Linked DNA regions of Mus musculus: all the other regions are linked to region 3. Evidence: chromatin loops called from intact Hi-C (ENCODE). Cell type or tissue: heart. All regions are shown on one strand. Each heading gives the region's core, and the rest is flanking DNA. Links, peaks and the distances in the headings are about the cores only. Region 1 overlaps Shroom3 (shroom family member 3). Region 2 overlaps Shroom3 (shroom family member 3). Region 3 overlaps Shroom3 (shroom family member 3).

The links. Hi-C counts contacts between places; a loop is a spot of excess contacts. Peaks named below come from ENCODE experiments on the same cell type or tissue, not always from the same donor. Only the 100,000 strongest peaks of a DNase experiment are listed, where the experiment ranks them.
Region 1: a loop joins it to region 3, with 2.1 times the contacts of the local background. A loop is called at or near these places in 5 of 42 quality-filtered maps.
Region 2: a loop joins it to region 3, with 5 times the contacts of the local background. A loop is called at or near these places in 4 of 42 quality-filtered maps.

Annotation. Positions count from the first base shown.
Region 1 is chr5:92,753,934-92,764,448 of GRCm38, forward strand. All of the region lies in intron 1 of Shroom3 (shroom family member 3), which reads left to right. Among named protein-coding and RNA genes, the nearest start is that of Mir1961, 29 kb to the right of the region's middle. In heart, for the core only: CTCF peaks have their summits at 4,038 (motif pointing right) and 4,763 (motif pointing right); no DNase peak of the experiment used is centred there.
Region 2 is chr5:92,740,340-92,750,854 of GRCm38, forward strand. All of the region lies in intron 1 of Shroom3 (shroom family member 3), which reads left to right. Among named protein-coding and RNA genes, the nearest start is that of Mir1961, 43 kb to the right of the region's middle. In heart, for the core only: no CTCF peak of the experiment used is centred there; a DNase peak (open chromatin) is centred at 5,702; H3K27ac peaks cover 2,580 bases.
Region 3 is chr5:92,803,714-92,814,228 of GRCm38, forward strand. The region is part of intron 2 of Shroom3 (shroom family member 3); the gene reads left to right. Among named protein-coding and RNA genes, the nearest start is that of Mir1961, 20 kb to the left of the region's middle. In heart, for the core only: no CTCF peak of the experiment used is centred there; a DNase peak (open chromatin) is centred at 5,578; H3K4me3 peaks cover 2,145 bases; H3K27ac peaks cover 2,752 bases.

The DNA of each region.
Region 1 (10,515 bases), core at 2,127-6,126, 51 kb before region 3:
TTCTAGTTGGGCACCAACTTGATTTTTCCCATTCTGTGACATAAGTAAGTGTTGCTTTCAGCAACACCGCCTTATCATCAGATTGTGGAGACTAATAAATGCCCTTAAAATAGTTTGTGGTATTTACGGGTAGGAGGCATCTATTGAACTTTTGGCCAATGACTCAACAACATGCAATCCATTCCTTGCCCTGGAGGTTCTATTTGATGGCATAAAATGTCTAATTGGGGTTTTGTCTCTCCTATTATATGATGACACCATTTAAATTCCATGTGTGTATGTATGTGTATGTATGTATTTTTGTGTGTCTATATGGAATTGATACATATGAAAACATGTTCTCAGAGGCTAGAAAAGGGTGTCAGGTCCACTGGAGCTGAAGGTGGTTGAAGGCCCCCTAACATGGGTGCTGGGAAGCAAACTCTGGCCCCCTATAGGAACCTTAAGTTCTGTAAGAACTATTAGCCATTGAGCAATCTCCTTAGCCCTGGGCTAGACTTTTCATTGGATATTTGACAATGACTAGAGACTTTAAAACAAACAAACAAAAAACAAAACAAAACTATGACTTTAATCCCAGTCTGTGTCCCTGTTAATTGTAAAGTAATTGCAATTATCCTCATCTCCTAGGTTGTAATAATTAAATCAAAGTAACAGGTCGCTGGCCTTAGGAGAACCTCAGAGTTTGCATATCTTTTTCTCTTTCCTCCTCCCTGCTATTCCAGTCTCTGTCTCATCTCATGATTGGGAGTTCTGTGGAGGGTCTCAGGGAAGAAGTGAGACTAATGTGAAAAAACCCTGGGGCAGGGAGAGTTGGAAAAGACATTATGGAGAGACAGAACAGACTAGAAGACTGTGGTCAGCCCAGAAGACCATTAAAAGTGTGAAGCTGAAATGGAAGATGATTGCTTAAACCTAAGAGTTCAAGATCAGCCTGGGCTACATAGTAAAAACAAATTCATGAGCTTTGAAGTAGGTTAAGAACCACTAGATGGCTCTTTATTTATTTTAAAATTTAAAATATATTAAAATTTTTAAATGACGTGTGTTGTGGATAGCTCTGGAGCTGATTATATTTGATGTTAATTCCGTTCTATGAGTGGCTGCAAACAAGGAATGAGTCAGCACTCAGGTGATTTCCTGTAAACCTGCTTCCCACCTTAATTTGTAAAATAAAGGAGAGCTGACAATTGGGTAGAGGAGCAAAAAGACAAGAAGGAGGTTTGAGAGAGAGCAAGGAGAGGAGGAAGAAGAAGAAAAGCAGAGCAGAAGCACACGGCCTGGAGATTCCGCAAGTTTTAAGGGGTCTCATAGATAGGGAAGCTGGTAGTGTAGCAGTAGATCTACCCAATCTAGGTACACAGCATGTATTCATATTAATTGTGTTGTGTTTACATTGCCAGGGCATATTTGGATTGGAGATTTACCTCAACAGACATGTATATTTGTAAGACAATGTGTGGGCATGTGCACCTGGGTGCAGGTGCTCACAGATGCCAGAAGACAGTGTCAGATTCCCTGCGGCTGCCCTGGCAGGCAGTTGTGAGCTGCCGGATGCTGGTGCTGGGAGCCAAGCTCAATTCCTCTAGAAGAGAAGCCTTGTGTGCTCTTAAACAGTGGATGAGGCATTGCTCTGGCTCCTAAACTGTTTTTCAAGACAGTGTGGGCATTTCGTGGGTGAAAAAAAGCTATGCAGATGGTATCTGTAAAAATCAGAGTTAACCGGGCGTGGTGGCGCATGCCTTTAATCCCAGCACAAAGGCAGGCAGATTTCTGAGTTCGAGGCCAGCCTGGTCTACAAAGTGAGTGCCAGGACAGCCAGGGCTACACAGAGAAACCCTGTCTCGAAAAACAAAAAAAAAAAAAAAAAAATCAGAGTTAGTCTTCCACTTAGAAGCCCAGGTAGTTAGGAGGTAGGAAGGGTTACAGAAAAGGAGGTTGGAAAGCTGCTGCCCTTTCCTGACCTGAGACTGACAGCTGCTAGGAGTAGAAGACTAATAAGTGTGAGTAAAAGAATATCAGGTGAGCAATGAACATACCTTACAGACAGTATCTTCAGCGGCCTGCAAGGGTAGGGTACAGTGAGAATTTAGACTTTGGTTCTAGAATGCTGATTACTATGGTTTTGGGAAATTGTCACTATTTAACAAAAATTGAACAACTTCTCAGAGTCATGGCTAGTGTCCTAGACTTTGTTTCTATAGATAGGGAGAAAGGTACACAGTGGACTGGTATGTTCATTTCTAACTTGACATCCTCATTAGAGGGTTCTTGAAATGGGGAGGATTCTGTAAAGAAGGGGGTTTCTTCCTCAATGATCTCCAAACCTGCTAACATCTGTCTAGCTACCTACCACTCTCCTCTCAAGAGTTGTGACCCTAAAATCATTTAGAATATTTATCTGACTGCTCTAGCTGGCTTTGGGGGTGTAGGGAAGTTTAGGGTCTTTACTCATGTTGACTTTCAGGCCCTGGAGGGTGATCAAGGACACTCAGAATTAGATTGTCCTGGGACCACTTGAGTATGAATCAACTGTAAACAAGAGTAGGTGAAATTAAGACAAGAGTTGAGTACACGAGGTCCTGCCATTAATAACACCGGCACTAGCGTTGGAAAGGATTTAACGCTTTCCTGATGAAGATCCTGAAGTCCAGCTTTCCAGCAGTTAAGCAATGAGAGGGTGGTGGTGTTTGGCATATGTAATGGTTTGAATGAGAATGTCCCATGTAGGCTCAGATATCTGAATACTTGTTCTCCATTTGGTGGTGCTGTTTAGGAGGGCTTAGGAGGTGCAGTCTTGAAGGAAGTATATCACTAGAGTATGTCAAAAGCCTTCTCGTTTGAGCTCACTCTGTCTCTGTCTTTCTCTCTGTCTCTCTGTCTCCCTGTCTCTCTCTGTCTCTATCTATCTATCTATCTATCTATCTATCTATCTATCTATCTATCTATCTATCTATTTTGTGCCTGTGGCTTTGAAGACATGAGCTCTCAGCTTCCTGGTCTGGCCACCATATCTGCCTCCTGAAGCCATGATGTCCCTCCCATTATGAACTCTAACGCTCTGTAGCCATAAGCGAAAATGAACTCCCTCCTATAAACTGCCTTCCTTGGTCATAGTATTTTACCACAGGAACAGAAAATGAACTGACATAGCATGGCTTTAGTCTGAGTTGTAAATATTGTAAAGCAAGGAGACATAAGCAGAATTATCAGGAATAAATATAAAAACAACAATATGCTTATGGCTAGGAAAGGGGCGAGAGTTCTTTAATTTGATTATACCTGAAATGGTTGTAATTACCTCACATGTCAGTAGCCCCATTATTTGCTTTATATTATCAATTATTAAAATTTTTGGATATTGTTTCCCAATGGAAACTTGTGAAGGAAAGGGTTTAATTGGCTTATATATCCTGAATCACAGTCCACTGTGGGAAGCTGTGATGGTTTGCCTAGAGAGTGGCACTGTTGGGAGGTGTGGCATTGTTGGAGTAGGTGTGGGCTTTAACACCCTTGTCCCAGGTGCCTGGGAACCAGTATTCTGTTGGCAGCCTTCCGATGAAGATGTAGAACTCTCAGCTCCTCCTGTACCATGCTTGCCTGGATGCTGCCATGTTCATGTTCCTGCCTTGATGATACTGGACTGAACCTCTGAACCTATAAGACAGCCCCAATTCGATGTTGTCCTTTATAAGACTTGCCTTGGTCATGGTGTCTCTTCACAGCAGTAAAACCCTAACTAAGACAGACGTCTAGGCTGGAGCCCAAAGTGGGCGGAAACCTGGAGGCAGGAGCTAATGTAGAGACCACAGAGGGGTGCTGGTTACTGGCTTGCTTCTCATGGCTTACTCAGCCTGCTTTCTTTCTTTCTTTCTTTCTTTCTTTCTTTCTTTCTTTCTTTCTTTCTTCCTTTCTTTCTTCCTTTAATAGTTTATTTAATATTCACACTGGAATTTTTTAAAAGATTTATTTATTATTATATCTAAGTACACTGTAGCTGTCTTCATTAGCACCAGAAGAGGGCATCAGATCTCATTATGGATGTTTGTGAGCCACCATGTGGTTGCTGGGATATGAACTCAGGACCTCTGGGAGAGCAGTCGGTGCTCTTAACCACTGAGCCATCTCTCCAGCCCCTCAGCCTGCTTTCTTATAGAGCCTGGGATGACCAGCCCCGGGTGGCTCCACCCACAATGGACTGGGCCTCCCCTGTCAGTCACTTATTAAGAAAATGTTCTACAGGCTTGCTTGTGGCCTGATCTTATGGAGACATTTTCTCAGTTGATATTCTGTCCTCTCGTGACTAAAGCGTGTGTCCAGTTGATATGAAACTAGCCAGAGTGTGGCTTCACTTGGAAGCATGATGGAGGAAATTCTTCCTGTGTAGACCTTCCTCTTTGTAGAGTGGACACTGGTTAGAGATCACTTGGCAGGGTTTCCATGGCCTTCCTGAACAAAAGGACAGGTGGCTCCCCAGGGATATAGGACATTTTAAGAGACATCACTTAGTCCTCTGGAACCTAGTTGATATTGGAGAGAAAGGGTCAAAATATTGTCTCTTTTAATCTCTCTGCACATATATAGGGCTCCAAGTATAGTTATTGAACACCCAGAAGGCCATTTACTCTGTTCTGGCACTTTTAGCTACTGTGTAATATTTATATAAAGCTTAGGTAAAATCCAATATGTAGTTTTTTTTTCATCTTGTGTGTAGATACATCATCTGAATGTATGCTTGTACACCACATGTTTGTGGTGCCAGGAGAGGCCAGAAGAGGGCATCAGATCCCCTGAGCCTGGAGTTATAGATGCTTGAGACTGTCATGTAGGTGTTGGGAATTGAACCCAAGTCTCCTAAAAGAGCAACCAGTGCTCTTACCTCTCTCTAGCCAAATCCAGATACTTTAAAATAAATCTTGCTTAGCATATCCAAGTGTTATCTGGCACATGTCTCATAAAACCTACTCAGCCTTGGTGGCTTGATTGGGCTCGCCAGTTTTCTTTCCCATTCTGGAAACATACTCAGCCATCTTGACCTCTAGACACAAAGTCTTGTTTACTGAAGGCATGTCATTTCCATCCTTGCATCTTTCTAGCATTTTTTCCTTCTGTTTCCCTTTTATTTTTAGTTCCTTTCTTCATACTGTAAGACATAGTCACATCAACAAATAAATTCATCACCTGACTTAGCCATTGTTCTATTGCTGTGAAGAGACACCGTGACCATACGACTCTTAATAAGGAAAGTGTTTAATTGGGGCTTTATACCGTTTCAGAGGTTTGGTCTGCTGTCATCAGTGCAGAAAGCATGGCCGCAGGCAGGCAGACATGGTGCTGGAGAAGGAACTAAAAGTTCCACATCCAGGTCAGCAGCCAGTAGGAAGAGAGAGCCACGGGGACTGACTTGGGTTCTTGAAACCTTAAAACCCCACCCCCAGTGGCATACTTCCTACTTCCTTCGACCTCATCCAACAAGACCACATCTCCTATTCCCTCCCAGGAAGTCTGGATATCCCTTTTCAATCAGCACACCACCTGTGCTGGCTAGTTCTTTTGTCCAGTGCCAAGCAGTTACTTTCTCCAATGGACCATAGAAGAAAGAGGAGGAATCCCATGTGTGGGCTGGATAGGAGATCATTGAGTTCCACAACATTTAGCAGAGGCACATGAAAAGTATGACGTCTCAAAGAGGGCAGTGGAGGTGTGGAGGCTGAGAACAAGCAGGCCTGGAGATGTCAGAGGGGTGTGTGTGTGTGTGTGTGTGTGTGTGTGTGTGTGTGGCAGCATTAAGACTAGTACACTCTGCATCTCCCACCTTAGCAGCTTCGTCTTTATCTTTTCCTACATCAGCTCATGAAAAGTCACACTGCCAGCACAGTCAGCTGCCTACTGGGTACCTGCCAGACTCTGGGGCTGTGCTAGAGGCCTCATTGCATCTGAGCTTTAATGTAGGACCTGCAAGATAAGAATTTCCAGGGGAGGCTGGAGAGATGGCTCAGAGGTTAAGAGTGCTGGCTGATCTTCCAGAGGTCCTGAGTTCGAGTCCCAGCACCCACATGGTGGCTCAGGACTATCTATAAAATGGATCTGATGCTCTCTTCTGGCATGTAGGTGTACCTACAGATAGGGTGCTCATATACATAAAAATAAATAATAAATCTTTTAAAACAGAGGATTCAACCATGAATGTCTAGTAATCAATTATCACCTCCTTATTCTGATATAGGAAAAATTTGACCTTAATACATGGCAAAAGGCATCCTATAAGTCTAGTCTATGATAGATGACCAAGTGTCATCCTGGCCTTGGTTGCTTAGTTACACCATCAAGCATCTGCCTCTGTTTGGTAAAAGGCTGCCTGGTTTAGAATTCAGTTAGGAGGGTTATGATGATTTTGACCTCAATTCTGGATTTGAATTTTGGCTCTGCTATTAATAACGCTGTTAATATTAACCCAGGAATCCTTGGATGGCAAAGACTGAGTGTCATCCACAGAAGAAGGTATTTGTTTAAGTCAAGTGGGCCCAGAGTAGGGAGGGAAAGACGGGGAAGGAGGGCGTCTTTGTAAGCCTTGGTTTGCAAAAGGAAAATGGGTGAACTCAGAGATCAGCATAATGAACTGAGGTCCAGAAGAAACGCATAGGCTTGTCAGGGTGATGGGAAAAAAGGAACAGAGGTTCTGAAAAGTGCCGGAGGTCACAAAAGAGGGGCCAGGACCTGGGTGTAGACAAAGAACCGAGCAAGGACAAAGGGCCACCAGAACCCCAAGAGTAGGGCAAAGCCAAGGACCTCCCAGAACTCTGACAGAATGTAAGGGAAGATGGACCGTGACAGTGAGGAGAGGCGCAGCTGTAGCGGGGCGTGGCCTGACCACTCTGAGGGTTGATAACAGAGTGGGTGCCAGAGTCTCTAAGGCAGGAGAGGGGCTTAGAGGAGGTTATATGGAAGGCATCAGAAAGTAAAGATAGGTTTTAATAGGTTTGTTACACAGTCTACTTTAAGTCCCCTTTAGTTTAGGAGCAGAGTATTTACTTCAGAGGACTCACAAAGTAGAAATGACCCAAATGCCTCTATCCATTCACGGAATACCATTTAGTATAGTAAAAAAGCAATTTGTTTGTGCTAAAGTCTGAATGATCCTTGAAGGTATTGTGAAGAAGGTAAGTGAAAGAAGCCAGCCACCAAAGGCCATGTACTATATGATATAAAATATCCTGACTAGGCAAGGTGATAAAGCAGACTTGAAGGGGCGGAAGAAAAGGCTGGCTTGCTGCTCTTGCAGAGGACCCAGATTTGGTTTCCAGCACCCATGTGGCAGCTTACACCTGCCTGTAACTCTAGTTCCAAGGCATCCAACATCCTCTCCTGACCTCTGAAGGTACCAGCTATGCGTGGTGGTGCACGTGGATTCATGCAGGCACTCACACATAGCCATTAAAATTAAGATCATTTTAAGTAGACTTTTGTGGAGCTGACAGCAGTGGGAAGATGAGCTGGGGGCTTGTGCCTATAGACATGGTGGTTCTAGGGAGAGTGATAAAAATATTCCAAACGGGGCTGGAGAGATGGCTCAGCGGTTAAGTGCACTGACTGCTCTTCCAGAGGTCCTGAGTTCAATTCCCAGCAACTACATGGTGGTCACAACCATCTGTAATGAGATCTGATGCCCTCTTCTGGTGTGTCTGAAGAGAGCGACAGTGTGCTCATATACATTAAATAAATAAATAACTCCTTAAGAAAAAAGGGAGAAAGACAATCACCCTTTAAAAAAATATTCCAAAGTCACTTATGATGGTGTTTGTACAACTCCATGAATAAACTAGAGCCCCAATAGGTTGTGTATTTTACAAGGGTGAGTGACCTTTACAGCATCTAAGTTACATCATAAAGCCAACGTAAGCCAAGATAAGCGGAGGTGGTCAGAGAAACCTTTGATGTTAAGACAGGGACGGCATATTAGTGGTGTGCAGAGTGAGAGCCTGACCTGGAAGTGCATATGGAAGCTACCTAGGCAGGGAGCCCGGGAAGACAGTGTTAGAGGGGTCTATAGGTCATGGGCATCTACAGTGGGAGCAAGAGTCATCCTGGCAGTAAGTCTGCCGGTGATGCAGGAGAGAGAAGTCTCCATGGAATGAGGAGGTGGACCTGAGGGCTTGTGGATACCACAGGAAGCCTTGTGTGTGGGGTTGGGGTGTGGGAGTAGGGCTGGGGAGTGGAACGGAATTCTGATAACAGGAAGTTCAAAGCCAAAGGGTGGTTAGAGGAAGTCTGGAATTTGGGTCTAAAGGACTCAGAGAAATTCTTAAGGACCTGGAGCCTGTGTTTATTTCCTCTGTTCGTTCATCCACACAGTGTGTGTCTGCTCTACCGCTGGCACTGCTGTCTATTTGTGGACTCCTTTCTGTAGATGGTGCTGGGTGTGGTAGAGGGGACTTTGAAGGCCTAGGTGTCCAGAGACTATATAATGACTTCGTTTCCAGTAGTTTTACCAAGACATGTTGCCCTGAAGGTGGCTGGAGGGCTATGCTGATCAGTGTGCAGCTTCCCACCCACCACTAGCCTCCAGTGTTTAATTACACCAGGGAAGTTTCTGCCTCCATTTGTTAAAGGGTTGCCTGTTTAGACTCGAATGGGAAGGCTGTGATGTACTTTGGCTTCAGGTCTAAGTCCAAATTTGAATTTTGGCTCTGCGTATTTATAACTGTCGACTTGGGCGTGGTCTTAATTAGAGTTTCTATTGCTGTTATAAAACAACAGGACCAGAACCACCCTGGAGAGGAAGGGGTTATAATCTTTCATCTAGGGAATCTAAGGCGGGAACTCCAGACAAGGACCTGGAGGCAGGCACCCATGGTTTTTCCTCATGACTTGCTCACCCCACATAGCACCCAGATCCATCAGCCACAGTGAGCTGGACCCTCCCATATAAACCATCAATCATGAATGAAGAGAATGCACTGCAGTCTCCCCCACAGGACAACTGGTAGGGCCATTTTCTCAAATGAGAGTCCTTTTTCCCAAATGACTCTAGCTTGTGCCAAGTTGACATAATTGTAGCCAGCATAGACATCTTATTTAATATTGCTCTCTTAGTGTTACGGTTGACAAAATGTTCGTATATGCTGGTGAGAATGGGTCCTCAGTATCCTAACAGGTGGAAAACACGATGTCTTCTCTTCCTTGCCTCTGTGACTTCTGTTGTTCCACCTGCCTGCACTTCCAGGGTCCATGTCTGATCGGATGCTCTCTCTAGGCATCAGCTAAGTGATTTAGCTGATTTCTGAATTGACGGAGCCACTGTGATCACTAACTTAGCTATACCTTGTAACACTTCTCAGTGGTTTGGGGTGTTTTGTTTGTTTGTTTGTTTGTTTTAAATTGGGCTAGAGGTGTGTGTGGTTCAGTGGTAGAGTCTTTGCCTAGCAAAAACGTAAAAACAAACAAACAAACAAAAAACTTCAAGTGTTTTATAACACATTTCCAATCTTTTACTGCTGGCTACCGAAAAGTATTTGCATTCCTGATTTACAAAGGAAAATTCAAATGACTGAATATTCTTAGTGTTCACTGGGCTGTTTTCCTGCATGCCTTACATGCATTCCTTGACTTAATACTCTTAACAATTCTGTGAAGTATTTCTAGCTTTATCTCATATGAAGGGAACAGGTCAGAGAGCTCAAATAACTTGTTGAAGGTCACATAACTTCTCAGCCTGGGGGAGGATTTGAACGCTACCATCTGGCTGTAAAGTTTAACCACCATATGGCCTCTGAGAGATGGTAAGTAAACAAATCATTGTTGAGAACCACAGAGTGAAGAAACCCTTCTGCTGGTTGGTGCTCCGGTATCTTTCTGGCCTCTGGAATCTCCTACAGCTTGTAAATATTGGAGGCTCACGGTGATGACTAAGAAAATACTATTGTTATCTCTGACAGGCCTGAGGTATCCTTGGGAGTTTTATTGCTGCATTTCCGTGTAGCTCAGCTACTTCTGAGAATTCTTTTGCAGGGACAAAGAGGCCATTTCCTTGGAGACAATGGTATTACTAGGCACCCTTGCCACAAGACATTCCTGTCTGCTACAGGCCAAGTTCCAATATTAATATATATATATATATATATATATATATATTGTTTTGTTTTTTGAGACAGGGTTTCTCTGTATAGCCCTGGCTGTCCTGGAACTCACTTTGTAGACCAGGCTGGCCTCGAACTCAGAGATCCACCTGCCTCTGCCTCCCGAGTGCTGGGATTAAAGGCGTGCACCACCACGCCCGGCTCCAATATTAATATTAATATTAAGCCATGTGTGATGGCACACACCTTTAATCTTAGCACTTAGAGGTAGAGGCAGGCAGATTTCTGTTAGTTCAAGGCCAACCAAGTCTGCAGAGAGCTCTCCAGGGCATCCAAAGCTATGTAGTGAGAGACGCTTACTCAAACAAACAAACAGACCAATATTAATATTAAAAGTAATTCTGTGGCCAGGAATGATGGCACACACCTTTAATCTCAA
Region 2 (10,515 bases), core at 4,140-8,139, 63 kb before region 3:
GTACCTGTAACTTCAGCTCCGGGGATCTGACACCCTCTTCTGGACTATATTGATGCTTGAACTCACATGCACATACCCATATGTAAATATACATGCATTTATTTTAAGTTTAAAAATAAACCTTTAAAAACACAGTAACTAAATATGATAAATGATCTTTGATTGGATCCAGTTTTGTTTTCTCATTTAAGCTATAAAGGCCATTCTTGAGTTTCTTGGGAGGTTTCAAAGTATACTCTATGATATATGATAGTAGAATGCTAATATAAGCTTTTCCAATGTGATACTGTGGTTATATGAGAAATTGTCTGTTCTCTTGGAATATATAAACTAAAGTATTAAGAGATTATGAAAAACAGTATGGAGGTAAATCTTTCCAAAACTGTGACTACTAAAACTACCATATATCCCATGAATTCTGCTGCTGACTATAGATCCAAAGTTTGCTAAAAAAACAAAACAAAAATAAAAACGATTCTTGTACATCCATGTTTATTGTAGCACTACTCACAATAGCTAAAGTATGGACCCAACCTAGACTTCCATTGGTGGATGAATGGATAAAGAAAACTTGGTACATAGAACAAGTGGGCTACTGTTCATTCATAAAAAGAGTAAAGTCATTGTCAACTGTAGCAATGTTGATGCTGATGAAGGTAGGTCCTGATTTTATCATTGAGCTCTGAAGTTCAGTCAGTTAGGGGTATTGAATATATTTTGACTTATCATGGTTTCAACTTATGATGGTTTTATCAAGACACAGCCCTGTGGTAAAGCAGAGAGCATGTACTGGCTAGTTTTGTGTCAACTTGACATAGGCTGGAGTTATCCCAGAGAAAGGAGCTTCAGCTGGGGAACTGCCTCCACGAGATCCAGCTGTGGGGCATTTTCTCAATTAGTGATCAAGGAGGGAGGGCCCATTGTGGGTGGTGCCATCCTTGGGTTGGTAGTCTTGGTTAAGAGAGCAGGCTGAGCAAGCCAGGGGAAGCAAGTCAGTAAAGAACATCCCTCCATGGCCTCTGCATCAGTTCCTGCTTCCTGACCTGCTTGAGTTCCTGTCCTGACTTCCTTTGGTGATCAACAGCAATGTGGAAGTGTAAGCTGAATAAACCCTTTCCTCCCCAGCTTGCTTCTTGGTCATGATGTTTGTGCAGGAATAGAAACCCTGACTAAGACAGAGCACCAATATAATTACTCTAAAGATGAGACGGGAAAGGAACATGCATAGTGTAGCAACATGGGGTATTTTCTTTTTCCATGTTAGAGATCACACCTAGGACCACATGTACATGAGGAATGCTCTACCGCTTAGCTACTTTCCCAGCCTTAAATGGTGAAGAGTCCACAAGTTTCACTGGACCTTTCCCTTTCAAAGGTTTGGGATATTAAAAAAAAATCCTTCAAAATAAAAACTGGGTGTGGTGTGTGTGTGTGTGTGTGTGTGTGTGTGTGTGTGTGTGTGTAATTCCGTTATAATAACCAAGAAAACTATCCCTTTGCCTTCAGGGTGTTTTAGGGCAGGTGCTATGGTGGTATCTGTGCAGGGCTGTGGGGGGTGGGAAGCAGAGGTGGCACAGCTTAGGAACTTAGAATGCATTTCTGTGAGGAGTGAGAGCACAAAGATTCTTCGGGACCATGGAGGGGTCAGCTGCCAGGGTGTGGCTGGTCTGGGGAGGTGCCAGATGCCCAGAGTGTTTGGTGCAGGAATGGAAGTTGGAGACAGGCAGGAAGCATTCTATAGAGAAGCTGGGCTTTTATCACGAACACCAATAGGCTGTGGAACTTTAGGGGACCTGTGACCTGGACAAATGGTTTGTTTGAGGGCTAGTGGTGGGGTTTGGGGGTTGGGAGAGGTGGAGAAGCCTGGAAATAAATAGCTCTAAAGTTGGTGGGACAATGGAGCAAGCCAGATGAGAAGTAAGACTTAGCAAGGGGGAGATCAGGCAGTCGTTAATGGAAAGCAGAGGGTTATAGGAAAATTTTTGGTTTTATCTGAAGAGAGACTTTGGTGTATACCCAGGAGAAGGATTCATCCGAGGGTTGGAATGGTCACCAGGGAGCAGCAGTGATGGGTGAAGCAAGTCCTAGGGCACACAGGACTCCACTAAGTGGGAAGAGCCTCGTCGTCATGGAGATGATGAGGCAGGACCTACACAATAAAAGAGAGAGGGAACCTTGGACATTTTCAGGCCATGGTGAGAGCCAAGGGAGAGACAGGCATCAGCCAGGCAAGGCAAAATCCAGGGAAGTCTGCTTGTGAAGGACAGGAACAGAGACATGAGTTAGCTTTCCAAAAGGATGCCAAAACACAGGCACACCAGAGGGAATTCTCATGCCCAAAAGGGTCATCAATGGCTGGAATGTGCAGAGAGCGGACCATAGCCTTATTGACTCTCTGGACTGGAATCCTAACATAATTAATGAAACAGTACTCCCTGCTCCATACACCTGTGTGGGAGGGTGTTTGGTTTCAGCACCAACCCTTTCAAGAGCAGCTTCTATAACTTCATGGCCAGAACTCCAGGGAAACAGATGTTCATGCCATTCATCGTTCCTGGGCACATGGACAGTTCCTGAGAGCTTGGGTTTGGGTGGGGGGGGCATCTCTTCCCCATACCTCGGTGTGAGACCGGCCCTCCACAGGCTCTGGCTGTGGAATTTAACCTGCATGGAGGCTTCTAGAAACAGTGGTCCAAAGATGGACATACCTGAATTCAGGCAGAAACCGTTTCCTCTGTCACTGGCTTCTTTCCCCACCTCCTAGTTCTGTTTTACAGGTGAGAATGCTATTAATATCTGCTCTGTGTTATTCCCCAGCCTCCCTCCTTCCAGATGAGCCCAGCATCTCAGCCCAGTACACATCTAGCCTGATAGAGTCAGGGGTACAGTAACTGCTAATCCTGGCCCTGGCTGGACAATGATGGAAACCTGGGCACAGCTGACAGGAAATAATTAGTTGGTCCATGTGGAAGGGTCTAAGCCACAGAAGTTTGCAGCATCCAGATTGAGTTTTAGGGCTGACAATGTAGTAAGGTTAGTAAAGTATTTGTGTCACATACATGATGCCTTGGGTTTCTCTCTAGCACCAGATAAACAGAGAACAGTGGCACATGCCTCTAATCCCAGCACTTGGTAAGCAAAGGAGGGGAGATCAGAAATGCAGAGTCATCCTAGCCTATATTCCAAGTTTGAGGCCAGCCTGGAATACATGAGACCTTGTATCAGAAAATAAAATATAATTGAAATGTAAAACTAATTGTGATATAGAATGTTGGGCATGATACTACCAGCGATCTGGTGTGCCTTTTACCTGATGGCTCAATCTTACATAATTATAGAACAATATCAAAGCCAAGGATTTGATGCTGGTATGATGTACACATGTAGTTCCATGTAGCACAGCCAGGACACAAAACTGTTACATATAGTAAATGTCTCCCTTGCACTATAGTTGTACAATCTACCCACCCCTTATCGTCCCCATCCCTAACCCCTGACCACCATGTTGTGTCTTCTATTTCTAATTTTGTCATTTAAAAAATGTTATACAAATATTCCCTTAAATTTCTGAGTAATAAATATTTCATGGTTTGAATGTTCAACAGTTTGTTTGACCATTTAACTTTTGAGGGATATCTTGGCAGTTTACAGCTTGTGCTATTACTATTATTACTACTATTACTATTACAAACTGATGGGAGGCATAAACAGATCATTACGTGTGCATGAATTTCCATCTCTCTGACTTAATTCTCCGGGAGAACATTTGCTGGATCATAGGATAAGTATATGTTTGATTTTCAAAGAAGCTACTAAACTATTTCCAGAGTGACTGATGATCACATTTTAGGTTTCTCCCATATTTGCCAGAATTTGATAAAACTTTTATTTTAATTATTTTAGCAGCTGTGTAATGACACCGCAGTGTGGTTTTAATTTGCATTTCCCTAATGACCAATGATGTTGAATATGTTTTTATGTATTTACGATAAGTCCTTCACATCTTTTGCCTATTTTCTAATGGGATTGTTTTCTTTTTAGGATTTTTATTTTTTATGTATATGGGTGCTTTGTTTGCCTGTGAACCATGTGCATGTCTGGTACCTAAGGAGCCATAAGAGGGTGTCAGATACCTTGTCAGATAACTGGGGTTACCAATGGCTGTGAGCTGTCGTATGATGCTAGGAATCAAACCCAGGTCCTCTAGAAAAGCAGCCAGCTTGTGTGTTCATATGTTTGTTTGTTTGCTTGTGTGTTTTTAGGCAGGGTCTCTATAAATAGCCTTGGCTGCCCTGAAATCCACTCTGTAAACCAGGCTGTCCTGGAACTCACAGAGATCTACCTGCAACTGCCTCCCAAGTGCTGAGATAAAAGGCGTGTGCCACCACGCTGGGTTAAGAGCAACTAGTGCTTTTAACTGAGCACCTCTGATTCTTCTCTTAAAGCAGTTTGCAAATTGTTTTGTCTGAGATAAAGTCTTACCGTGTAGCCCTGGCTGGCCTTGAACTTGCTGTATAGCCCAAGTGGACCTCAAAATCAGCTGCTGCCTTGGTCTCGGGAGTGCGCTGGGGCTATGGGCATGTTCCAGCTCCAAGTTCTTTGTGCAGTATCCTTCAGAGCACTGTCAGTTGTGGATTCCAAGGCCATCATTGCTTCCACATGGACATCAGCCCAATCTTTCATTACTCAGCACAGCCACACCTTCCCCGTAGCACAGTGCAGATGGTTTTTCTGACTCTCTGCTTCCTCAGCCATTTCCTGACCCCCAGAATCAGCCTAGATTTTGTGTCTAAGCTTCTTCTTGACCTCAGGATATGTTGTGGACTGCATGAAAGGTTTAGAAATTAGACATCTTTCCCTGGACCCACATGTATTGTGAAAATATAGAAGCTAGGTAGTTGCTGTGCATTCCCCACCCTCACCCCTGCCTCTAGTGTACCAACCAGTGTGATGTGTCTCTTATCCTGAACAAATGGGAAAGTCGGTGTGGTAGTCTGAATGAAAATGGCATCTATAAGCTCATTTATTATTTGAATACTCAGTCCCAAGTTGGTGGAACTATTTGGGAAGGATTAGGAAGTGTGGCCATATTGGAGGAGGTGTGTCCCTGGGGGTGGGCTTTGAGGTTTCAAAGGCCCATGCCATTTCCCGTTAGCTCCCTCTGCCTCATTTTTATGGCTAGGCATGTAAGCTTTCAGCTACTGTTCCTGTACCATGCCTGCCTGCCTGATGCTGTACTCCTTACATCAAGGCCATGGACTCACGCTCTGGGTGGGGCTGTAAGCCCTCACAAGCTGTTTCTTTTTCAAGTTGTCTTGGTCATGTTGCCTTATCACATATTAAAAAAAAAAAAAGTAACTAATACAGTAGTGGACTCTGGAAACAGGACCCTCTGAAAAATCCTGGTCTCCTTTGAACGTCACCAGTTTGCAGCAGTAGATGGCAAGGAAATATGGAAATGTGGGCGAGCCAGCCACAGGAGGAAGTATTAGGTGTACTACCCACCAGGACAATAGCCTTCACTTGGCAGTCAGTGTTTCTGGAAGGTTATTTTTAACTGCCACATCATAAAGTAAACGTTTGCCCTTGATAAGTGCCCTCCCTGTTCACTGGCTTGTTCTAAACTCTGGTCAGAGAGATTACCGGAAGAGCCCAGGAGTGATAGGAAAGGGGAGTCTGGGTGAGGGCTGCCAGCTGAGATATCCTTGACAGAGCAAACAATCAACCTGCCCTGTGTGCTAGAGCTTGCGTCACCTGGTCATGAGGGGCAGTGGAATTTGTGGAATGGATTGTCCTCTTGTGGTCACCCAATATCCCCGAATAATAGGAGCACACATTCTTAGTTTTATGTAAGAGCTAATAAGGACTGCTCTGCCCAGCTGAGCAGAGGCAGGGATGGCAGCAGATGCCAGCCTACATGCCTTTCTATCCTTGCTTTCTCCTTCCGCTCTCTCTTAACCCCAAGGAAGAAAAAAATGAGGATGGAAAGAGGAGAAAAGACAGACCCACTGTACAGGGGTCATTAGAAGTGTGACACAGCTGTTGGCAGATAAATATGGAGAATGGAAATACAAAAGACTGGGTTTCTCACTTATTAGAATGTCCCTTCCCTCCCTACCCCTCCCTCCATTCTTCCCTCCCGTTCTTATTTTATTCTTACATTCTTATATTCTTATATTCATTATATCCCCAGCTGGCCTCAAACTCCCTGTGTAACTAAGGATGCTATTTTCAATGTCTGACCTTCCAGCCTCTCCCTCCAGGGTGCTGGGATTACATGTGTATGCTACCGTACCTGCTTTATGAGGTGTTGGGCATGGAACCCTAGGTTTTCAGGCATGCTGGCCAAGCAGTCAACCAGCTGAGTTCATCCCGCGTCCAGAACTTTCCTTTTGTTTCACTGTTGAATTTCCTCAGTGACTACCTTCCTACAACAAAGGACTGAGGGATGATGTAACTATTATAAGCTGAGATCATCTGTTTAGATTTAGGAACTGAGAAAATTGCCTTCTCCAAATATAACATTTGAAGGTTGTTGTTGTTTTTTTCCTCCCCTACATATAATTAAAAATCAACTTCAGCTGGGTGAGACAATATAAGACCTTGATAATTCTGCTCTAAACAGTTCAGAAGTGAAAAAGTCAGGGTTGCAAATTTCCAGACATGCTTTGCTTTGTATGGCTTCAAATTTTTTTATTTACTTATTTTCTTATTTAATATATATTGGTGTTTTGGCTGCACATTTGTCTGTGTGATGGTGCTAGAAGCCCTGGTACTGGAGTTACAGACAGGTGTGAGCTGCTGTGTGGATGCTGGGAATTGAACCCGGGTCCTTTGGAAGGGCAATTGGTGTGCTTGACAGCTGGGCCATCTCTCCAGCCCATGTGGTATCAATTTCTATCTGAGGCCGGCTCCAGTGTTTCAGAATTCATCTCCCCAAAGCAGCTCTTTCTTCCTACAACTCCTGAAGAGGGTCCACAGGGCTGTCTACAGGGCCCAGGAGTGGTTGAGCAGACAGGGGGTTGTCAAGGGCTGCTTGGCCCAGGCTTGCCTTTCAGAGTTGATTCCAGCAGCAGGGTGGTGGGATTAATTGCTCTGTGGATTTAAACGCCATGAGTGTTTGCAATGAAGGATTTGAGGACAGACAAGGGGGCAACAACTGAAATGTTATCACTGCATCTTCTAAAAGGTTAGTCCTACCTTCTGAACTGAAGATAAAGTTTGCTTAAGAGAGAATTTAACTCATTCTGAAACGTGAGGCAAAAACATCCGAGTAACGATAAACTAATTTATACCAAAATGTGTGAACCCAGGCAGGAATAAAGTTGCACAATGCCAAGTGTCAGGTGAGCTAAGAAGTCATTTTATTTCCCTGCAATTGAATTAAATTTACTCATAAGCCCTAACTTCTGCTTATTAACAGAAAACTTTGTCTTTTCTGATTGAAGATAAATTCACTTACTTCTTGCTTAAAACTCTATCTTTTATGAGTTCTTAGTCCATTCAGAATATTCCTTTTCTTGCCATTCATGGTTCTGCAGCTTCCCATGTAAGATTGCAACACCAGAGGCTATGAAGTCCCCCTGTGCGGACATGTCTTGTAACATAGCTTTCACTTTGGATTCTGCCCCACGTTCCACCCCCCAGCTAATGCTCACAGTCTCACCCAGCTTTCTGCTCCTAGTCTACAATTTGTCAGAGCATTTCCAACCTTCTGGCATTTTCTTAGCCAAACTCTCGCTCAAATGGACAAGGAGGATGTGGGGAGCCATGAAGAGACCACAGGGGCTCTTCCATCGGATGCGTGGGCATGGGAGAAGCATGAGATGGAATTATCTATCTGGTGCACTCTCCATGAACACGCCTGTGACTATTGTTACTCTAACAGAAACTCATATTGACCTACAGATCTCTGGGGATATTTCCTTACAGAATTTCCAGTGGGGAGCTGAGGCCCGAGTCTTATTCTGAGATTCCCCAAACCAACTGAAGTTTCCGTTGCTTGCATCCCTGGGGTTTTTTACCTGGAAGCAGCTGCCACCCTGACTCTTTACTCTCCTTCATTATTCATTATTCCGTCTCCAGCACCCTGGGGTCTCCTTGTTTTCTCTACTCAAGGGTTCCCTACAGACAAAGTGATATAAGGATATTTAAGGCTACGATGGATATTTAAGCCTAAATTTTGATGGAGACCCTAGGGTATTGAGTGTCTCCTAAGTCAGTTCAAGGCACCAAGCCCACGTGTACTGCAGGTGGCCGGCTTTTCTTTTTCCTAATTTTGTGTGTGTGATTTTGTTTTGTTTTGTTTTGTTTTGTTTTGTTTTGTGAGGCAGTGTTCCTCCTTGTAGCCCTGACTGTCCTGGAACCCACTGTGTAGACCAGTCTGGCCTCAAGGAACTCGTAGAGATTTTCTACCTCTGCCTCCAGGGTGCTGGGATTGAAGGTTTGAGCCACCACATCCAAGTGAAGTTCTCATTTGTAACGGTGAAAAGAAGACATAGGTTTGTAGGTTATCTCATTGCTGGAGTATTTGTATAACATGTTTTTTAAGTTTCTGCCTCAGCCCTTATTAAAATAAAAGTGAGGACGAGAAAGGCCCTGTCTGTAAGTAGTATTGCTTGCAGGACAAACCAGAAGGCATTTGGAAAAAACTCTGGTGGCTTCTGTGGTTTCTTACGTGGTGCAGACTGACACAGGGTAAAGTCTAGCTACACACTTGGAGGCTGTCAAGTCACAGCTCTTATCCATTTCTCTCTTCCTATGTCATCAGCTTCATGAACATCCTGCAAGTTATGGTTGTAGCATTAGGCTACATCGGCTTCTAGAAGGTCAGTGGACAGCACAGCCTGACTTCATCCTTCAGGCTGTATCTCGTCTTCATAGGCTTGTAACCCCAGTTCAGGGCTTTCCTTAGCCAACTCCCACCAAACAGGAGGAAGATGTGTGTGTGTGGCTGCCTTCAGTCTCTGCTGTTGTCTTTTATAGGCAGGCAATGTGCCTGCTGTTCTAGAAGAAGAAGCTACAAACACCAGGTAGAGAGTGTAACTGGAGAAGAGATCCAGGGAGAGAGTTTGTCTCTGGGTAAAGCCTCGTGAGCTTTCCGACTCAAGTTCATGCAGGATTCCATGGAACTGAGTGTGGAGCATCCAGGAGCAGATTGACAAGTGCCCCAGCGTAAAAGTGCCTCCCTGTGCTGTCACATGAACAGTGCTCTGGGGACCTGGCACTGAGCATGTAGTGTTTAGGGGAAGTAGACTCAGACATATAAGAGCAGGAAATTTGCTGAGGCATGTACTTGCTCTCTCATGTTGATATGGACACTGTGACACCGTTTCCTGAGTTGTGACCAATAGCAATAATGTTTGCTTAACTTTGCAATTTCTGATTTCAGTATTCTGAATGTAACATATGTTGGATTTTTTAAAACAATGGCAGTATAGGATTTTCTCTATTATATATAATAGATAGATAGGTAGATAGATAGATAGATAGATAGATAGATAGATAGATAGATAGATAGATTTGGTTTTTAGAAACAAGGTTTTTCTGTGTAGTTCTGGCTGTTCTGGAACTCTCTCTGTACACCAAGCTGTCCTTGAATTCACAGAGATCTACTTGCCTCGAATTCCTGAATGTTGGGATTAAAGGTATATGCCACCACTGCCTGGCTACAGGATTATTATTAAAACATTATCCAAAAAGTGACCCTGAAATAATTTTGGGGGAACATTTGAAAATTCAATCCTAAGATATAATTCAGTAGTCGGATATGGATTTAACAGATTTGTATTTGTAAGACCCAGCTCAATATCTTTTTTTTTTTTTTTTTTGGTTTTTTTTTTGAGACAGGGTTTCTCTGTGTAGCCCTGGCTGTCCTGGAACTCACTTTGTAGACCAGGCTGGCCTCGAACTCAGAAATCCACCTGCCTCTGCCTCCCAAGTGCTGGGATTAAAGGCGTGCGCCACCAACACCCGGCCCCAGCTCAATATCTTGCATCAAAAAAGCAAACAAACTAATACAGCCAGGAGAACGCTTGTGATTCTAGCTACTTGGGAGGGTGAGATGGTTTGGGAGTTCAAAATCAGTCTGGGAAGCATAGAAAGAGATTTTATCTGAGTTCGAGGCCAGCCTGGTCTACAAAGTGAGTTCCAGGACAGCCAGGGCTACACAGAGAAACCCTGTCTCGGAAAACCAATAAACAAATATATATATATATATATATATATATATATATATATATATAGAGAGAGAGAGAGAGAGAGAGAGAGAGAGAGAGAGATTTTATCTCAAACGAAACAATTGGCTTGGGGAATAAGAAGGTTACCCTTTCACTAAAATAGGGAGAATGAGTCCAATGTGGATAGACAAAGTCATGTCCATGTGGAGATATTTGTAGAGATTTTATAATAACTTGCAGATAACTTGATTTGGAACCCTGCAGCATAAAAAAAATGTCCTCTTTGAGGAAACAACCTACAAGTGAATCTCACTCGAAACACTTTTTAAATTGGCCC
Region 3 (10,515 bases), core at 3,547-7,546:
TAGCTTCGTTCCATGACACTGTCTCTCCAGAGCCTTTTTGTCCATAGAGCTAACTTCTGATCGTAAGTGTGTAATTCCTCGACCTAATCTTAACACTGACCATAACTTACCTTTCCTCCTGGGAGGTTGGGGACTTTGAGGGGACAACAGCTCAATGCCTTGTGCTCCCTTCTGGCCACTCACCTTCTTGTGAGGAGAGTTCCTTGGTTTCCCCCAAAGAATTATAGAATATGAAGAGAGAGTAAGAACAGGGCTGATATGGCTACTTTGGGCCAGGAGCCCAGGGGGCAGAATGAAATGAAGTAGGCTGTTGACTGTGATCACTGACGTCAGCAGTGAAAGGCATGCCTTTTGATTTCTGTGTCATCAGTAGCACGTGTCCTATAATCATCAGGCAGGGAAGGGGCGATCCTTTGGCCTTACCCCAGCATCTTCCCTTTATCTCGTCAACCCTGTTTGAGGTGAGGTGCCATCAGATTGACATAAAAAAATGTTCACCCAAATGCAAAGGAGCATTGGTTTATTTGCCAGTGAGTTCACTCGCCCAGAGCATCCTGGAAAAATCTGACTCCTTCAGACACTCTGGAGTTCTCCAACAAATACAGTTTCCTATGAGGGTAAAAGAAAATGGACTGGAAGAGACCAGATGAGCTCACCAGGTTCCTCTCCCAGCTCCATGGTCAGTTTCCTTTCAGCTGGGAGCCTGCATGTGAGCGCTCCCGAAGTTCAACTGAGCTCATTCTGAAAGCCACCACGGTTGGAACCGAAGCCTTTTCTCAGCTGCACATCATCATTCCCGTGGCCCTTGTCACTCTCACTATTGTGATCCATTTGACAATGCTTCTGTCTTCCACAGACACAGCACAGCAGCTGGGGGAGTGGCTAAGTTGGTGACAGGCACCGGAGCATGAAGACGGATCCTAAGCACTTAGGAAAAACCTATGCATCTGTTAGCCAGTGCTTGGGGTTGGGAACAGAGACATGCAGGGCCTTGGGAACTCATCTGGGGTCAGTGAGAGACAGGATCTTAAAAAAGAAAGAGGGAGGTAGAGAGTAACCAAGGAAGAGTACTGGACATAGACTTTTGTTGTTGGTTTTGTTTTTGTTTTTCAAGATAGGGTTTCTCTATGTAACCCTGGCTGTCCTAGAACTCACTCTGAAAACCAGGCTGGCCTCTAACTCAGAGATCTGCCTTCCTCTGCCTCCCAAGTGCTGGGATCAAAGGTGTGCGCCACCACTACCACTCCCCAGCTAGACATAGCCTTCTTGCTTTCACATACACTCATACCCACACACCCACATGAATATGTCTATGTGTGCACACACAAACACATACACACACTGTGAATTCTATAAGTGATATGTGAAAAATATTTCTTCTGAACCTTTTACTGATTTTTTTTTGTTTTTGTTTTGTTTTGCTTTGTTTTTGTTTTTCGAGACAGGGTTTCTCTGTGTAGCCCTGGAACTCATCCTGTAGACCAGGCTGGCCTCAAACTCAGAAATTCGCCTGTCTGCCTCCCAAGTGCTGGGATTAAAGGCATGTGCCACCACTGCCCGGTCTGATTTTTTTTTTTTAAATAATGCCTAATCTACTGAATAAGCATCTAATATAAGCCAGCAATTGCTGTATGTACCCAGGACTCAAACACAATAACCAAGCATGCTTGTCCTAAAGAAGCTGACATTCTTGTGAGCACAGGCAACAGGCAGTACATACAACATGCAGACAGTTACATGTGGACTGTGCATAGCATGTTAGAAGTTGGCCAATGCTCTAGAAAAAGGAAAGCAGATCAGATGCCAAGAGGCTTTTTCTGTCTCCCCCATTCATAAAATTCCTTACGTTCCACCAGAGAGTATTAAGAACAAACTTCTCATTTTCAAAAAACCTACTGACGGACAGGTCTTTGAGCTTTGGGAATATGTCATAAGCATGCAGTCAAGAGGGCTGACAGGCATCCAAATCCACCTTACATACAAACTCCACCTGCCCCCAACTCCTAGAGAAAGGTAAACGTGCTGAGTTCAGCCAAAGAGGAGAAAGCGAGTGAAGCAGCCAGGCTTTTGCTCTTGGTGCAGCTTTCCCACCGAGGACCCTCAACTCTAATTGTAAACGGGCACCCCGAGGGACCTGTGCAAATCATTAAGGAAAATCCTTCAGTCGAGGCCGTCCATCACAAGGTAACATGAAACTCTCCAGCCTTTCAGTTTGTTTTTGAAAAGGTGCTCGGAAAATAGGGTATGCCACAGTCCAGGGGCTACTGGCTTTTAGGGAAAAGGAAAAATAAAAACATCATATTCTGTCAAAGACTCACCTAGGTGCGCCATCATGCCCGGCTTGTGAGAGCAGGTCTTACCTGAGCTATGGTTGGTGGGCAGGGAAGCAAGCAGTCCTGTGTGTCCGGTTCCTCTGCTAAATGAAGAAGATTCCTATACATTCCAATGTGAGAAGCTTGTCTGTATCAAAGTTGTTTATGGTGACTGTGAAGGGTGTCTGTACTTGATAACTTTCCATTGCTATAACTAAATACAGTCCAGTCCACCTGGCATCCTGAGTGCTGAGATTAAAGGTGTGTGTCACCATGCCAGCCATAAAAATTAATTTATATTAGTATAAATTTATGAAAATTAGTACAATATTATCTTTTAGTAATATAACATTAATGGAGATATATTAATATGAATTTGTATTAATATAAATATAATATATGTAAACATATATGTATATAATAACTACCCTCTTGAGAACTTCATTAATGCTTTTCAAGGTAGGACTCCCAGTGGCTCAGTCCATTACTTTAGTCTATTAGACTCTTCCTAAGACTCTTCCTGAAACGTGCATGTGCGCACACACACACACACACACACACACACACACACGCACGTGCACTCATACATACTTGTGCATGTACATACACGTACACCCCCCAACACACACACCAGGATTATCACTCTGAAGGCAGCCTCTGACTCACAAGCTCTGAGAGACACATACTCTATGAGAGCCACAGCTACCTGACTGGAGGACCCCAGGCTTTGGTGTCCCGCCTGTGAGAGACAACCTGACTACCTATGACTACTGAGAGTGAAGAGACACACTCTGTTGCCTTTGGTTGTGATGAAGGAGGGGAGAACAGCCCTTTCTCTAAGGGATTGTGTTGAGTGGGTTACTGATATTATCATCCCCAGTCCCCACATCAGATAGGTGTCCATATCAGAGAAAAAGAAACGGAGGCATTTAGCAGGTTGTGTGGCGTCACTAGTGAATGTCAGTCTGAATCACAGGGGGTGTGTGGGCTTTGGGGTCATCTCCCACAGGAGACCCGCCTGTTCCCTGCTGTTCCTTGCCCTACATGCTATTAAATGCTTAACAGGTTACTCTTACCTTCCTCGTTTTTAAGGTTGGACTAGTAATTACAGTGTTATACTGATGATTCAAGACCGTCACTATGGCACACACGGTGACAACTGTGGTGAACTACAGGTTTAACCACAAGCAATTGTTGTTGCTTTTGTAGTGGACCAAAGTCAGAGGTCACATGCTGCGATCTCCTTCTGTGATGGGGCAACCCCCACCATCACCACACCCACTGGAGGCTTAACCCAGAACCTCACACATGCTAAGCAAGCTCTCAACGTAAGGGAGCTATGGCCAACAGAGCCAGACTAGCAGGCCATGGCTGTTGACTTGAGAGGATTTGAGCCCCCTTCAACCCCACCCCACCCCTGGGAATATTGTTGTTTGAGGAATGGCATTCCCACTAGAAGGCTGCTGGGGAGAGACAGATATCAGCCATAACCACTGGTCATTCTGCACCCTGGAGTTGGAGATGAGGACTTGGTCAGCAAGCGGGAAGCTGTAAAATTGGACACATTCAAGATTAATCAGAACCTGGATGCTCTTGAGCTCTGACAGACCAGGGTTAAGAAGGGGGTACTACTCAGACGTGGCCCTTGAGGAGGCCATAAGATAGGGAAAGGAAAACAAGACCATTTTTGGTTTGTTTTGACAGGGCTTCTTGGTGTAGGCCTGGCTGTCCTGGAACTTGCTTTGTTGACCAGGCTGGCCTTGAACTCATAGAGAGATCTGCCTGCCTCTGAATGCTGAGTTTAAAGGCTTGTGCCACCACACCCAGCTCAACTTCGCCTTTCTAAAAGGAAAGGTAGGAGTAGGTTGTGTGTGTGTGTGTGTGTGTGTGTGTGTGTGTGTGTGTGTGCGCGCGCGCGCGCGCATATGTGTTTGCTGGGAATCCAACTCCACCTTTCTCACTCTGGCTGAACAAGTATTGTATCACTAGGCTATCCCCCCACCCCAGAAGGCTGGTTTTTGTTTTTTGTTTTTGTTTTTTCCAAAGTAAGACTATCTCTATAATGCAAAACCTACCAGAAGTTCTCTTTTTCTGATAAGATTTTTATCAGACTTATCTGGTTGCCCCAACCAGAGCTCTGATTGTAACCTACTTGCATCCCACTCCTTGCATTTCACAGTAAGAGCTAAAAGTAGCTCTGGGGGTCGAGTGGTCAGGAGAGACAAACGGTGCAGAGAACGTCTTTAAGTGATCTTTCTCTCATCTCTGAAGCACACTGACATCTTGGGGACACTTTAGACTTTCCCCGTGTCTGAACTGTGCTTGCTACGGAGTGTGCCTTGCGATGTCTTGTGAGAGCGGTAGGGCATCTGCACGTTTGTTCCGTTTCCTCTCACCTAAGAAATAATCTGAAATCAATCTCCATTCTTTTTCAAGGAAGTTCATGAATTGTCTGTGAAATTTCAATGTTCCCTACATACACACACACACACACACACACACACACACACACACACACACACACCATAGCATCCCAGACAAATGAAAAGCCATTTGCATACCCAGGAACTCAGGCGCACTTGGTTTTTTTTTTTCTGTGTGCGCTGTTCTCTCTTTCTTTGTGTCTATGGTTACTGTTAAGCTGACCCCTACAGTCTGGGGCAAATACCAAACTTGAATCAAGCGCTGCCTAGCCATACAGCTGCAAAGGATTGCCATTTCAAGGGCGTACAATGGCTTCAGCTGGCTGGGTTTTAGGGTGTCCGGGACAGCCCTGCCCACAGTGGGATGCGGTGCCCACTTCGTTGGAGTTTTATCTGTTTTCACATCTGAGGTGATTTTTTTCCCCCTCCAATATTGGATTTCATTGTTCAGAACGGTGACTGTAAAAAGATCTTTCTTTGTATTTGTGTCTCCTTGTCTCCCAGTTTCTGTAAGAAAGTCTCGCTTGCAAAAAGCTGTAGCTAATAAAAAAAAAAAAATGGAGTTCCATCAGCTGCACAGGGATCTGGGCGTCCAGAACCAGGCAGAGGAGGCGAGAAAGAGCTTGGCCTTGCCTTCGTTGCACAGCGGGTTTGAGTGTTTGAGGACCCTGGGGCGGCGCCGTGGGCGGGCAGAGAGAGAGTTCTTTACCGGACAAACAGTTCTAAGGTGCCTGGAGCAGGGTTGCCCGCGGGCACGGTAGAAACCGGCTCTCTTGGTTCTAGCCAGTGAGCGGACGTCCCTGACATCAGGGGGCCTGCTCCTGTCAGCCAGGCCAGCAGGCGATTGGCTGGGGAGAGGCAGTAATTCGAACCGCCTTTGTACTTAGCTAATCAGGGCAGCGCAGGTTCCAGGAGCTGAGGTGCCTGGTGTCAGACACCTGTGTCTTAGCTCTGCCTCCCTAGAGCTGGCTCTCCAGCCTGCAGTCGGCCTCTGTGCCACCTGCCCAAGGCCCCAAGGCCGGGTGGACCAGCTCGACTGTGTGTCACGCCGGACAGACGCATCCAGCAGATCACTGAGGACAATGGAGATACCTGAGTTTCCACTTCTGTGAGGTAAGGTCTGTTTAAGTCGGTTATTTCTCCCCGACGTTACTTCTACAGTGATCTCGACAGAAATACCAGTATGGAGACTATAAACTAAGGAGAGACAGAGCCTTTCTGATGAAACCGACTTATCCAGCTGGCAGATATGCCAGTAAAGGGTGAGAGGGACCTAACAGATTGCAGCGACCCTCACCACGCCGTACACTTACTGCCACTGGATGAGAATTCACTCTGTGAGAGTAAAGGGACTTTTAATTAAAGCAAACAGATCTATATACCGACTTTTGAGAAAATGCAAACTGAGGCTGGACGACTTGGTGGCTCCAGGGTCTGACCTCCATGCTTCCTATTCTGATGTGAGCTGTTTTTCCGTTCTCTTTAGCTTCAGCTGGTGTGAAGGGAGGGCTCGTCTCGGTTCCAGGTTTATTCAGCACAGGTGACTTAGGGAGGGGATGGGACGGTATCACCGGGCTGGGGTGTGCCCCTCCCTGTGTTCCAGAAGTTAAGACTCAAACCAAGCATCTAAACTGGAGTAGTGAAGATGCTTAGGAATGGTGGGTCCTGTCTCTGCTTCCCACAAGTCCTTCCAGGACCATCCTAAGTTAGAGCACTTGTTATCTGAGGAGTTGGTGAAAAGATTCTCGGGTTCGAAACCAGTGCTGCCTGTCTTGCTCTGACTAGCAGGAGGTAGTTTAATCTCGGGTTTTAATTTGTTTTTAATGAAAATAGTTGACAAATAGGTAGGGGTCCTTTTATAAGTCAAGGGATCCTCAAGTGATGTTGAGCCCTTCCATGAAGGGAGCTGTTTACCAGTTCCCAGAGACTCTAGTCAAGTAGTATAAACCACGGTGGGGAAGAGAGATGAAGGCAGAGGAAGGTGAGAAGCTTCAAGCAGAAACGCTATGTTAATCATCCCGCCATGTGCCTTCTCCAGCGGTTTAATCAGTTGGAGTTTCCCATCTGTGCTGTTAGCTAGCCTATCTTTATAAAAGCATTTCTCTGTAGCAGCAACGTGCAGGTAATGAATGTAAATACTAAATACGACTGCTTTGACTGGGAAAAGCCCTAGCAGTGACATCACTTGTCAGGTAAGATGTCACCGCCAACAGGCACATTGCTATAACATGTGTGCGTTTGGTTGATGAGAGTTTGGTATGTAGGTTGATGTGTAGGTAGTAAGATAATACCAGGTGCTGGGAGACTGGGAAGAAATGAGCACTGAAAGCAAAGTAGAGGATGAATTTTATTTTAAAATTCCACCCCTGGCTTATGAATTACGACCAAGAAAATGTAGAAATCAAAAGCGATGTCCAGAAATAAGGGTCGGTCAGTTTTGTATTGGAAGGAATCAATGCAATATTTAGTCAGTATTTAAAAAAAAATGTCACCATTAAAAATCTCAATGTTTTTAAAAGACACAGACAGGAGAAAGTCAATTGAAAAACTTTGTCTCTACATTTCAAACTGTGCTTAGAAAGTCCCTGTACATTTGTGCCGAGTAGGAGGGCACCAGAAATATATAACTGAACGCAATCAGTAGAGTAACTGGGGTGGACACATAGCGACTTCATTCCAAGAACAGTATCTTTAGAGAGCTAGATTGGGGGTGTGTGGGGATTAAGTATCTAAATTTATTGTTTCCCCGGAGACAACCATTTTTAAAAGTCTCCTTCCTGGAGCTGTGGAATGCCTGCTCACTCCCTCCTTGGCTGTGTGGTGCTGTGGACAGCACACAATGGAGCTCAATAGAACTGCCCAGCCCCCTCCCCACATGGTGCGCCCCACTGGCTGGCTTGAAAGGTTCAGCCCTATGAACAGAAGGCTACAGCTGGCAGATACTTCCTCTTAAACCACTTTCCTCTGCCTCTGCCGCGGTGCCTGCTCGTTGAGAGCAAGGGAGGCCCAGGAGTTCAGCTGAATAGCTGGCCAGAGTCCTCTGCGTGATTCAGCCAAGGCATCTGATAGGTAAACTGAGGTTCAGCCAGCCTGGACATAGCACCCCCCCACCCCCCCCCCACCCCCCCCCCCCCGCACACACACACACACACACCTGGACTTGATTAAAATGTCACCGACTGGCATCTGATTAGACCAAATCTTTCTAAGGCATGCTTTTATAAACAAACAAACAAACAAACAGACCACACAATAATTCAAATGGTTCTATTCTGGGATAGTTGGGAAATTGTCATCTCAGATGGGAGATTTTGGAAGGCAAAAGACCTAAGTAAGATGGACAGACTGGATTCTGGGGTGAAAGCCAAAGCCAAGGCGGCTGTGCATCTATGGCAAATCCACTAACCCCACAGACAGGAGAGCTCCCCCTCCCTCCCTTCCCCAGCCAGATGCACAGAAGGAAACTGGGACTTGGCTCTGCGGTCCCTGCATGGTCAGGTGAGCCCTGGCGACAGGCTCCAAGGACAACTTTGCTTTTGCACTGCAGGCCAAGAAAACTCTGGGATGGAATGTAAATGAACTCCACCCGAGAAGCTATGGCTTGCTTTGTTTTTTATTTTTTACTGGGTCCCAAAACTTCAGCATGAGCGTGAGCAGTACAGCTCGCCACCTGGGACTGTGAAGCCTTCGGGTCAGCACTGGGAGACAGCCACACAGGTGGTGGGCTCAGGAGCTGGACGCCAAGGGGAGGCGAGCAGCCAGCTTCTGCCCTTATCTTTTGCTTCTTGGTAGCTGAGGGTTTAGTGACCTTACTTTTAGGCCACAATTTCTCAGTTGCTCATTAATCACGCCTCACTGACTTCTTCATCTGATAGCAGGTAGGTCAGGATCATTATCCAACTTTGGAAGACAGAGAAAGGGACAAAGCAGAGTGATTTGTTCAGTTATGATAACAAGGTGGAATAAAACAAACCAGCCACTTCTCTTCCTCATGTAGCCCAAGTTGCCTCCAAACTTATTAAGTGGCTGAAGATGACATTGAACTTGCCTCTGAAAGTAGAGATAACAGGCCTGGGTCCTGGCGCGCTCTCTCTCTCTCTCTCTCTCTCTCTTTCTCTCTCTCTCCCTCCCTCCCTCCTTCCTCCCTTTCCTCTCTCTCTCAACCTCTCTCTCCTTCCTTTCTTCCTTTCCTTTCTCTCTCTTTCTCACTCTCTCTCCTTCCTTTCCTTTCATTTCTCTCTCCTTCCTTCCTTCCTTCCCTCTCTCTCTTTTCTTTTCTTTCTTAAAAACAAAATTAGAAATTCTTCAACTTTTCTCTCCCCTAGCCCTTCTGTCCTGGCACTAAATCTGCTTCCATAAGAAGAGTACCGGTGTCCTGGTGTGAGGCAAAGCTTAAAGACAAATGATCGGTTACACTGGGGTGTGTCCTTGGGTGTATACACAGGTGTGCCCACCTGGAGCCACATCTAAGTGAGGTGACACCCTTCCCCCCAGCCCCCCCCCCCCAAAACATATGATCCTGTCATTTATAACAAATTTCCACCCGGGTCCCTTGACCAGAGAGGCCAACAGAGGAGCTGCGGGAGAGCCAGTCTGAAGGAGGCCTGGGGTGCTGTCTCTGAAGGTATGCCAGGAATGTTAATGGTATGCCTGAGTGGCGGGCTTCAGAGATCCGGCTTGGCCTGAGAACTGTTCTTGCGGCCATCTGTTGTGGCCTAGAAGTCTCATAGCAACGGTGGTGTCTCAAGAATGGAGCCCCCCCTCTTTGTAAATTAAAATTAACTAACACAAAACCCAAAATTGCTCCACTGCCCAAGAAGAATCAGGACAGGATTCAGATTCTTTCTGCAGAATGATGAGCGTTTCAGGAAGAAAAGCCCCCGCATCCTTAAATTCTGTTCTTTAAATGAGCAATTTGTACTTGCTTTTGAGGTCTTCATTTTTCCTCCCCAGGGGCAGAATGCTTTGCTTTTTTTTTTTTTAAGAAGGAAGTTTAAAACTAGTTGCTCGAAGCTGTGAGCAAAATAATTGGCAAAACTAAAAATATTGTTTGATTAAAAAAAAATGGTCAGAGTGTTGTGATTTCCTGGCATTTGTTGTTCTTCATAACCCAGTCAGCAGCTGAATGCCTCCCCACCCGCTTTGTAACAATATGAGCTTCTTAGCCTGGCCCTTTAATAGATGAAATGAACTTCAACAGATTAATTGTATTGTGACAGTATATGTGCCCAAGGAGGGAATTTCTTGAATCCGGGCAACTGTGGACCTCAGAAGGGAAAGAAGTAGTGGTTGCAGTTTAACATGTGCGCTGTCTCTGCTTTTGTCTCACTAGGGAAACCACTTTCAGGCCAATGTGTCAGATATCTGTAACTGGAGTTACAGACAGTTGTGAGCTGCCGTGTGGGTGCTGGGAATTGAACCCAGGTCCTCTGGAAGAGAGCAGCTAGTGCTCTTAACCACTGAGCCATCTCTCCAGCTCTCTGAGTATACACGTTTTTGAACACAGGGACATGTGCATCACTAAGTTGACTCCTGAAGTATGTTTATTCAGGTTCAGTGTCCACCCCTGATGGTTTAGGGCAGTCCCACTAAATCCCACGAAAAGGCACTGGCTGAGTTTTGTTTTCTGGAATGTAGGTTTCTAACGAAGGCAGGTTCTCTGTGAAAGGCATGTTCCCTTGCCTACTCTGGCCCTTCTCTCTTGTGTAAAATTTAAGCAGCGAATATTTATGGAGCGACGCGACTGCCACGTGTCCCGTTGTCTTTCTGTCTACTGGATT